3 separate regions of the Homo sapiens genome follow, and all the other regions are linked to region 3. The links are chromatin contacts, found by Hi-C in ENCODE. All regions are on one chromosome and are shown on one strand. Each heading gives the region's core, a stretch centred on a gene start or an enhancer-like site at or near the end of the contact. The rest is flanking DNA. Distances are from core to core; before and after follow the strand shown. Region 1 has its middle 8.0 kb from the start of HAND2. Region 2 holds the start of SPCS3-AS1 (SPCS3 antisense RNA 1). Region 3 holds the start of HPGD (15-hydroxyprostaglandin dehydrogenase).

Region 1 (2,700 bases), core at 84-2,583, 1.0 Mb after region 3:
GGAGAACAAGAGAGGTAAGCGCACCTGGAATTCGCAGGAAGGGGTGAGGAAGGTGAGAGCTCAAATGCAAAGCGGCAGGGAGTACGAGACCCGGGAGTTCCTTCCCAGACTACAGATTTGCAGAGAGAACCCGGGCCAGTTGCAAGGGCCTGAGGTGTGTGCAGGGGACATAAGCAGGGCAAAGGGTGCCAGGAAAACTGGGACTGAACATACACTGCGGGCCTGCAAAGCGCAAGAAACCGCTCAGTTAGCCCTGAAGCTTTAATCAAATATTGCGCGGGCGGCACGCGATTTTGTTTTCCACAGCCGCCTTGAGTTCTCCCTGCCTGTGAGTCCCACCCAGGCTCCTAGATTTGGAAAAGGAGCTGGCTAGTGGGTGCCAAGCAGAGATGGTCTTGAGGGAGGCTTGTGGCATGGGCGCCGTAGAGGGCCGAATCTGGACCCTGGTGACCCAAGGGTACCCATTCCTTCCATTGGGCCCAGCTCCTGAGAGTCCAGATCTCCACGTGAGGAGGGGGCGCTAAGGAGTCTCCCGGACGCGCGCGACTCCTGGCCTGTCAGAGCCTGCGGATCGCTTGGAGAGAAAAACCCAGGAGTCATTCTCAGACTGGGGCCCAGGACCCTGGTTGGAGGCTCCAACAGCCCCCTCCCTGAGGAAGCTCCGCGGTGCAATGAATTGCTGTTGGGATTAAGTCTACCGGGAATGGGGGTTGGGGGAGACGGACTACGTGTTTTTTAAATGTTTAGAAAGAAGGGGGAGGGGAGAACTCCGGGAGAGGAAACCAATCCCACGTTTCCGGGGGCCGGACAGTTCTCATCGCGCCGCCTTACCACCCAGCCGCTGCGCAACGCGTGCTTCCCGCACAGCAACTGCGCAGCTCCAATCAGCCTGGAACCGCTAAACGGCTTCGGTCTGAGGGCTAATGGAGGTTAAAGAGCACCGAGTATCCGACTTACGTGCACCGAACTTACAGATCTCTCGCCCTGTTCTCCCTGCTCTACCCTACCGAAGCCAGTTCCCATCGCGAAGTGCACCCTCACCTCTTCCCCCAAGCGACCCCCCTCACACGCATTCCCTTCAAATTCTCCCGGCATTTGGGCCGCTTTGATGATCAGATGGTAGAGCCCTGATTACAAATTTATTCCCGGCCGCTCTGTCCGTCTTTATCTCCGCTATTAGGGACATCTGGGAGTGATTAGTGCCGCACCCGCGCCCGGCCGCGCTCGCCTATCTTGCCGCGGCGGGGCCGGAGCCTCGCTGACGTCAGGGCAGACGGCTCGGAGCCATCCCAGCCGAGTTGGGTGTAATCGGCGGCCGCGCGGCCAAGTCCTCCCTGGGCCAGGCCGGCAGCTGGAACGCGCCGCCTGCCTGCGTATAGGGACTTCATAAATATGTATTTTTAGCCCAGAAGACTGTGTTTTCCTTGTTTGGGGTGAGGAGGGGCCAGTTAACATCTCTACTGCCCCCTCCCCACTCTAAATTTTCCAACTCGCTACGGCTGGAGCATTCCGCCTGGAAAGCCTTCCACATGCGGTCGCTTCTTTGCTCTATCCCTGCGCCAGGGCGAAGCTTCCCTGAGGCAACAACTGCGGCCCAGGCGGTGCCGGTGCAAGCCCCGGATGGGGTTGGGGTGGCTCTTAGGGGTAAGGCTCTTATGCCACCTCTTAGGGTTGCCCTCATCTCACTGGCACCCGCTCCGCCCTACAGCCCTCGGGCCAAAATTGTGGGAGTTTCTGTTTAGCCGGACAGCCTGGCAGAAGCTGATTACAGAATGCGATGTCTTTTAGCAGCTGCCTTTGCACCTGTTATTAAACCCTAAAGTACATAGCGAGCTGAGGCCCTGGACCCTCTTTTGCCCCTCCCTTCCCCCAGCCCTCCAGGGAGTTGTCCCTGGCGCAAACACTGACACCTCGCAAGGACGAGGACGGCTGGCGGCAGCTTTGTCCCCTACTACGTCCCAGTGTTCAGAGTAGAGGCTGCATATATTTGCATAATTCCTGGACGGGCTGACTGATGCCCCAGACCTCTGACCCTAGCGTTCTGCGGGATAGCCTGGTCTCTTCTGAAGTAAGGGGTGCTGGGATTAATCCAACACCTGGACTTTCCACTCCCCGGACAACTTGATACAATGACAAATTCAGCCCCGTTTTCACCCTACCTTCACCAGAAATTCTGATTCAGCAGGTCAGGGGCTCGACGCGGAGCCTGCAGTTTTCAAAATCTCCCCCAGAGGATGCCGAACCACTGTGCCAAAGGAGGCCACACCCACCCAGCGTGCCTCCCACCCTGGACACCTTCTCCATGACCCGCGTGAAGTCCAGGATGGTGAGAATGGGGGATGGGTGAAGAGAGGCCTACATTATTTAAAGTCTTTACAGGGAGAGAATTAGCCATATTATTGGATCAACCCTACACCTCTGACTCATTGGGCAGCACAAGGATTCAAAGCAAATCCAGAAGATGCTGTTTATTCCTGCACGGGCTACAAAGGGCAAGCAGAGTCTTCAGTCAGAAGCTAGAGTGAATGTAACTAGAGGAAAAGGAAAACTGCTCATGATGTGAGTGGAGCAACAAGAAGATCTATTTGGGGGACACAAATAGTATCACAAATAAACAGGGAATCCAATTGAGGAAAATTCCCTAAAGTCCACGTTACCTCAGTTCTTTGAGGAAACCCTATACACCAACTCCAAAGTGTC
Region 2 (2,700 bases), core at 128-2,627, 1.8 Mb before region 3:
CAATTTTGCAGAATGGGTAGAAGAAAGCTACACATGACTACAAGGTGATACGAATACTAACAGATGGCATATTAAAGGGTGATACAGTAATCACCCCCTTATCCGAGGTTTCACTTTCCGGTTTCAATTATCCGCGGTCAATCTGGTGTGAAAATAGGTGAGTCCAGTAAAATAAGTTATTTTGAGAGAAGGGGAAAGAGATCATATTCACATAACTTTTATTATAGTATATTGTTACAGTTCTATTATGTTATTGTTAATCTCTTATTGTGCTTAACTTGTAAGTTTTATCATAGGTAGGTATGTATGTACGGTATAGGAAAAAACCAAGTATATATAGGGTTTGGTGCTATCCGTGGTTTCAGCCATCCACTGGGGGTCTTGGAACGTATACCTACCCCATTAAGGGGATACTACTGTAACCAGCTGCTATTTACTGTTTACTACGGCTCAGACCCACTGACAATATTTTTCACATTTCAAATAATTCTCACAACCTAAAAATTAGGTATTACTTCCATCTTAAACAAAAAGAAATTAAGGCCCAGAATGGTAAGAAAACTTGCTCAAGACAACAACAGCTAACATCTGTTCAGTGTTTAATATGCACCAAGCTCTTCTAACCCTCACAGGGCTGACAATGGCAGTGCTGATGTCCACCCCAGGTCTATTCGAACAATATCTAACAAACATCAGTACAGTAATTTAAAAAAAAAAAAAAAAGGTGGGGGGAGAAGGCTCGCTATTTGATAACTGGCTTCTTGGCGATTCTGACAAAGAAATAAACTAAGGTTAAAGAACTTGTGTAAGACGGAAATAGAGTAGAAGGGTATGAGAACAAGAGATGGAAAAATACGACGATTAAAGACAAAAGTGCCAGAGAATAAAATCAAGGACAAAATAGGCAATAGCGAAATGGCACTGTCATTTCGAACTGCATTTTTTGGCGTTTTCGCAGACTTCTTCAAGTGGTTGGCAAAAGAAAAAGAAATAAAGAAACCCAACAAAACAAAAATCTCGCTGTATCAGAAGGCTAAGATGCTTAATTCTCTCAGTGCCCAACATCTCTGGCCAACTTCAAAGCAGCTCCAACTGTTTACTGCCTTCTGAAGGTGCAAAGGCAACAACTGTAAAGGGAATGTCAAACAGGGCAAACTCGGGTGATGAATGACACAAAGACAACCCCGTCCTGTGGCCTCCAGAGCCGCCAGGAAACCCCACGGAAGCCCGACCCAGAGCGCGGCGGCAGCGCCTGGAGGGCCTCGCATGCGGACCACGAGCGGCACCGGACGCGCGGGAGGCGCCAGCCCAGGCGGGCGGCGGCGCCGGCTCTGCTGTTGTGTTGCTCCCTCATTGGCCAGGCGTGGGTGGAGGGAAGTGAGGAACAGGAAGCAAGCGGAGGCACCGACCTGAGGAACGCTCAAAATTAAAATTTAAGAGCAAGCCCGGGAATTTACGGTGGAGGGGTGCAAGTTCCGAGGGGACGCCGGAAAAGCCTGCGACGTCCACCCCTGACGACCGCCCTCGGGGGCGAACTGCCGCTCAGGAGGGCGATCCGGACGCCCTGCCCGCGGCCCCGGCACGGCAGCCCCGGCGCGGCGGCCCGGCTTCGGCTTCCGCCCCAGCCCGGTCCCGGCGTCCTGCACCGCCGGCCCGGCCTCACTCACAGCATGATCCGCGAGACGTGCAGCCGCACCGGGACGCTCCTGTCTTTGAAGGCGGTGGTGATGAAGCAGCCGAAGGTGAGCGCCGCCATCACGCTCAGCGAGAAGGCGAACAGTGAGTTCGCCCGCGACAGCACCGTGTTCATCGCGATCGTCTCCCACGAGTCCGGACTCCACACGCACACCCAGGCTCCCGTTCCGGCGGCGGACCGGCTCCCTGCGATCCGCGCCGTCTGCGGTGCGCGCGTTCCGGGAGCGCGCGCCGCCGCAGCCCCGCCTCCTTTCCGGTCCTCCGACGCGAGCGCGCGCGCGCCCGCTTCCCGAAACACACCCACAGCGCGCACGGGGCGGCGCGGAAAGGGAGAGACTCAGCCGCGGGCCCGCCCCTCCGTCGCGGCCTAACGCCGCCACCAATCAGCGACGAGTGAGGGAGGGGCGGGGTTTGTTGTGGAAGACCCACCCCCTCCTCTTCTAAATTGCTTCTCCGACCTTTGGGTTCAGAGAATTGGGAACCGGTCGTTCGCTGTCCTTTTTCGGTTCTTTGGTCAGAGGTCTGGGACTGCGACTTCTTGATTACTTATGTACCATTTATTTTCACTTGAAACCGGCAGCAAGTTAAGGTGGTTTAGAATCTGTCCTGACGGGTGGCGTTTGGAAGCAGCACTTTACAAAACGCCTGGTCCTCTCCCTTCTTTGTCAAACCTGGTCAAAGTTAGGACTTGAGCTTTTTTTGGAGGATCTGAGGAGCAGTGGGGAGTGGGGAATTAGCCGCCCAAGTCCTTAAAGCTGTCACGTGCATCAGTATTTCCACCTCCAACGTCAGTCCAATTCCTATTAATGCTTTGCTTTGTATGGATAGCTAAAGATGTTTTAGAAGATAAGGGTTGAGGCTACCGATCCTAAGTATTTGCATTTTAACATGGTGATTTCTGATAAATAAAAGGATAACCTTTCTGGGTTCTTAGGAGCAAAGAAGATAATGGCTGCGGAATTGCTCTACAGCATAATGTATAAGAATTTCGTTGGGTCATTAATA
Region 3 (2,500 bases), core at 1-2,500:
TTTCCCAGTAAAGAAGGTAAAGAAGATATAAAAATGATTCATTCTGCTGTTAGTGTCAGTCTTTTGCTCAACTCCCATTTCCCCCAAGTATTTAGATTTTTTTTTTCTTTAAGAAAATAAATGCCAGCTGGGCATAGTGGCTCATGCCTGTAATCTTAGCACTCTTTGGGAGTCCAAGGTGGGAGGGTCGCTTGAGCCCTGGAGATTGAGGTTGCAGCGAGCTGGGATTATGCCACTGCATTCTAGCCAAACAGACAGAGCGAGATCTTGTCTCAAGATTAAAAAAAAAAAAAAAAAAAAAAAGCCAACCACTTACGTTTACAGAATTAAAATTGCAGCCTGCCGCTGACAACCTGAGAAAAAGAGACAAAGTCAGTGGAATAGCCCTTGTTATTTATGCAAGTCCGCATACAGCTAGCCCTGGAGTTCCTGGAGAGCAAGGAACCTCTGTCCCAAACTTGACTCAGAGCTTCCAAAGTTGGTGTATTTCAACAAGTAAGCATTCCATTGAGCCAACAATTTGGTAGGCTACCAGCGGCTCTGGAGCGCCTGTTGATGATGACAGTTTTTGTGGGGGCATCTCAATATGACACACAATTGACACTGACCAGAAACACAGCGCCAAGGACACTCTAGTCCTAGCCATGAAATGTTATGATTCCAGGTTTTCAGGACAGAGCAGAGTCCACTTCTCATCTCCAGTATCCGTAAAAATTTGTCCAAAATGTAACTAAGAAAACACAATGATATTAGTTACTTCTGCTCCCCGTCACCCTCAACCCCACTGATTACGAGATGGGAACTCACACAAAACTTTGAGACAAAAGAGCAACAAGTTTGCTTTATTGTTTGCTTGTTTTGTTCCGGAGTCGGGGCCGGGAGGGAGTGCAGGAGGAGGGATCCAAGCTTCCAAGCCTCTGCTCCGCTCTCCTTCTATCCAGTTGGTCTTTAGGGCACTGAAGGAAACTCTTCTTCAGAAATAACCTTTTAACTTTTCTTCTGTCAGCTGCCTGCCAATCACGGAGCCAGAGGCTGAGGGGAGGCTTTGAGCCGGTCTGCGAGTCCGGAAGGCAAAGATCGCGAAGCTTGGCGCTCCAGAACGCTCAGGGGGCAGGTGACACAGTCGTGGGTTCCCCGGCGGGCGCTGGCTTGACAGTTTCCTCCCCGCCCACTGGCAGGGGAGCGCCCCGCCGGGCTGCACGCGCGCGCGCGCAGGGGGGCATAAAAGCCGCGGCCGCGCGGAGACGCGGAGCTCGCCCACCGCCCGCCCCAGCAGTGGCTGCACCATGCACGTGAACGGCAAAGTGGCGCTGGTGACCGGCGCGGCTCAGGGCATAGGCAGAGCCTTTGCAGAGGCGCTGCTGCTTAAGGGCGCCAAGGTAAGCCCGGCGCCCAGCCGCGGAAATTTCTCTGCCCACACACTCCGAGACTCGCCCCGCCGCCCGAGGTGCACTGGCGGAGACAGGGAGGCCGCGCCCGGCGTGCCCACTTTGCCACTTCCAAAATTTGCTGAAGCTGAGGCTGTGAGCACACCTCAGAAGTGGCTGGGAGGGAACCCAAACCTAATTGCCAAATTTCAGGTCCAGGAGGGGAGCCTCTTGTGTGTTTATTGTTTGTCCGTCTATTTCGTGAGCTGCGCAGGCCCGCGATTCCTCTCCTCTTGTCTATAGGTAGCGCTGGTGGATTGGAATCTTGAAGCAGGTGTACAGTGTAAAGCTGCCCTGGATGAGCAGTTTGAACCTCAGAAGACTCTGTTCATCCAGTGCGATGTGGCTGACCAGCAACAACTGAGAGGTAAGACAGGGGAATCAATCTGTCAACTGGGAACGTGCTCTCAACAAGCAACAACCTGAAGGCAGCCCGGCCAGGGGGCCCTGGGTGCCGCCTCCGCTGCCTCCTCGAGAGCAGCTACCTTGAAGCTCCAAAAGACAGTTTGGACTGATACGTTTCCTTCTGACAGCCCAATAGCTGTAAAACCGAAAGAAAGGCAAGACTGCTGGAGAAATCCTTTTATTGTAGTCATTTGGCAGCATTAATGTAATCAAAATTCCTTTATGTATTCAAAGACAGTGCTGCTGCAGTAATTATTAAATGATTGAAATTGCAGACAAAACTTGGAAAATTAAAGTAGGTTAAGTAAGGTACTGTTGACAAACAACTTCTCCCAGAAAGCTGGAGTCCAATGACAATCAAATGTGGCAGTGTTTTTCGTTTAAACATATCAGAATACAAGTTCAAGGAGCATCATCACAGAAGTGCTAGATGCTTTTGACCATATGTTTTCTCCGGCTTTTTCCCCAATGAGACAGTACTTTAAAATAATAATAATAGTAATCATAATAAAGTATACAATGTTAGAATTGTAGTAGAAACATCTCTATCAGCCTTTCCTCAATGCTTTCCTGTTTCCGGCTACTCACTTAAAATAGACCAATCTACTTGTGAAGTATCAGGGACAATATTGGCATACACAATAAACAGCTTTGATTATAAAGCTGTT

The links. Hi-C counts contacts between places; a loop is a spot of excess contacts on that map. Pooled maps may share reads with other maps.
Region 1: a pooled map shows a loop between it and region 3 (3-fold over the local background). The contact joins the enhancer-like site here to the promoter of HPGD in region 3. A Hi-C loop is called at or near these places in 3 of 50 pooled maps.
Region 2: a pooled map shows a loop between it and region 3 (9-fold over the local background). The contact joins the promoter of SPCS3-AS1 here to the promoter of HPGD in region 3. A Hi-C loop is called at or near these places in 1 of 168 maps with a recorded cell type or tissue (CD8-positive, alpha-beta T cell) and 9 of 50 pooled maps.

Annotation. Positions count from the first base shown.
Region 1 is chr4:173,520,889-173,523,588 of GRCh38, reverse strand. No RefSeq gene overlaps it. Among named protein-coding and RNA genes, the nearest start is that of HAND2, 8.0 kb to the left of the region's middle. Within about 2 kb of position 1,333, at least 19 of the 41 ENCODE cell types and tissues checked have a DNase peak (open chromatin) inside an H3K27ac peak, as active enhancers do.
Region 2 is chr4:176,319,187-176,321,886 of GRCh38, reverse strand. It overlaps SPCS3-AS1 (SPCS3 antisense RNA 1), which reads left to right and starts at 1,377. Exons shown (of 4, transcript NR_186171.1): 1 at 1,377-1,742. It overlaps SPCS3 (signal peptidase complex subunit 3), which reads right to left and starts at 1,921. Exons shown (of 5, transcript NM_021928.4): 1 at 1,668-1,921. The coding sequence starts at 1,810. RefSeq lists silencers at 1,208-1,287, 1,318-1,387, 1,508-1,627 and an enhancer at 1,610-2,110.
Region 3 is chr4:174,521,238-174,523,737 of GRCh38, reverse strand. It overlaps HPGD (15-hydroxyprostaglandin dehydrogenase), which reads left to right and starts at 1,250. Exons shown (of 7, transcript NM_000860.6): 1 at 1,250-1,379; 2 at 1,671-1,794. The coding sequence starts at 1,287. It overlaps LOC105377548 (a long non-coding RNA gene), which reads right to left and starts at 1,125. Exons shown (of 7, transcript XR_007058492.1): 1 at 609-1,125; 2 at 317-353.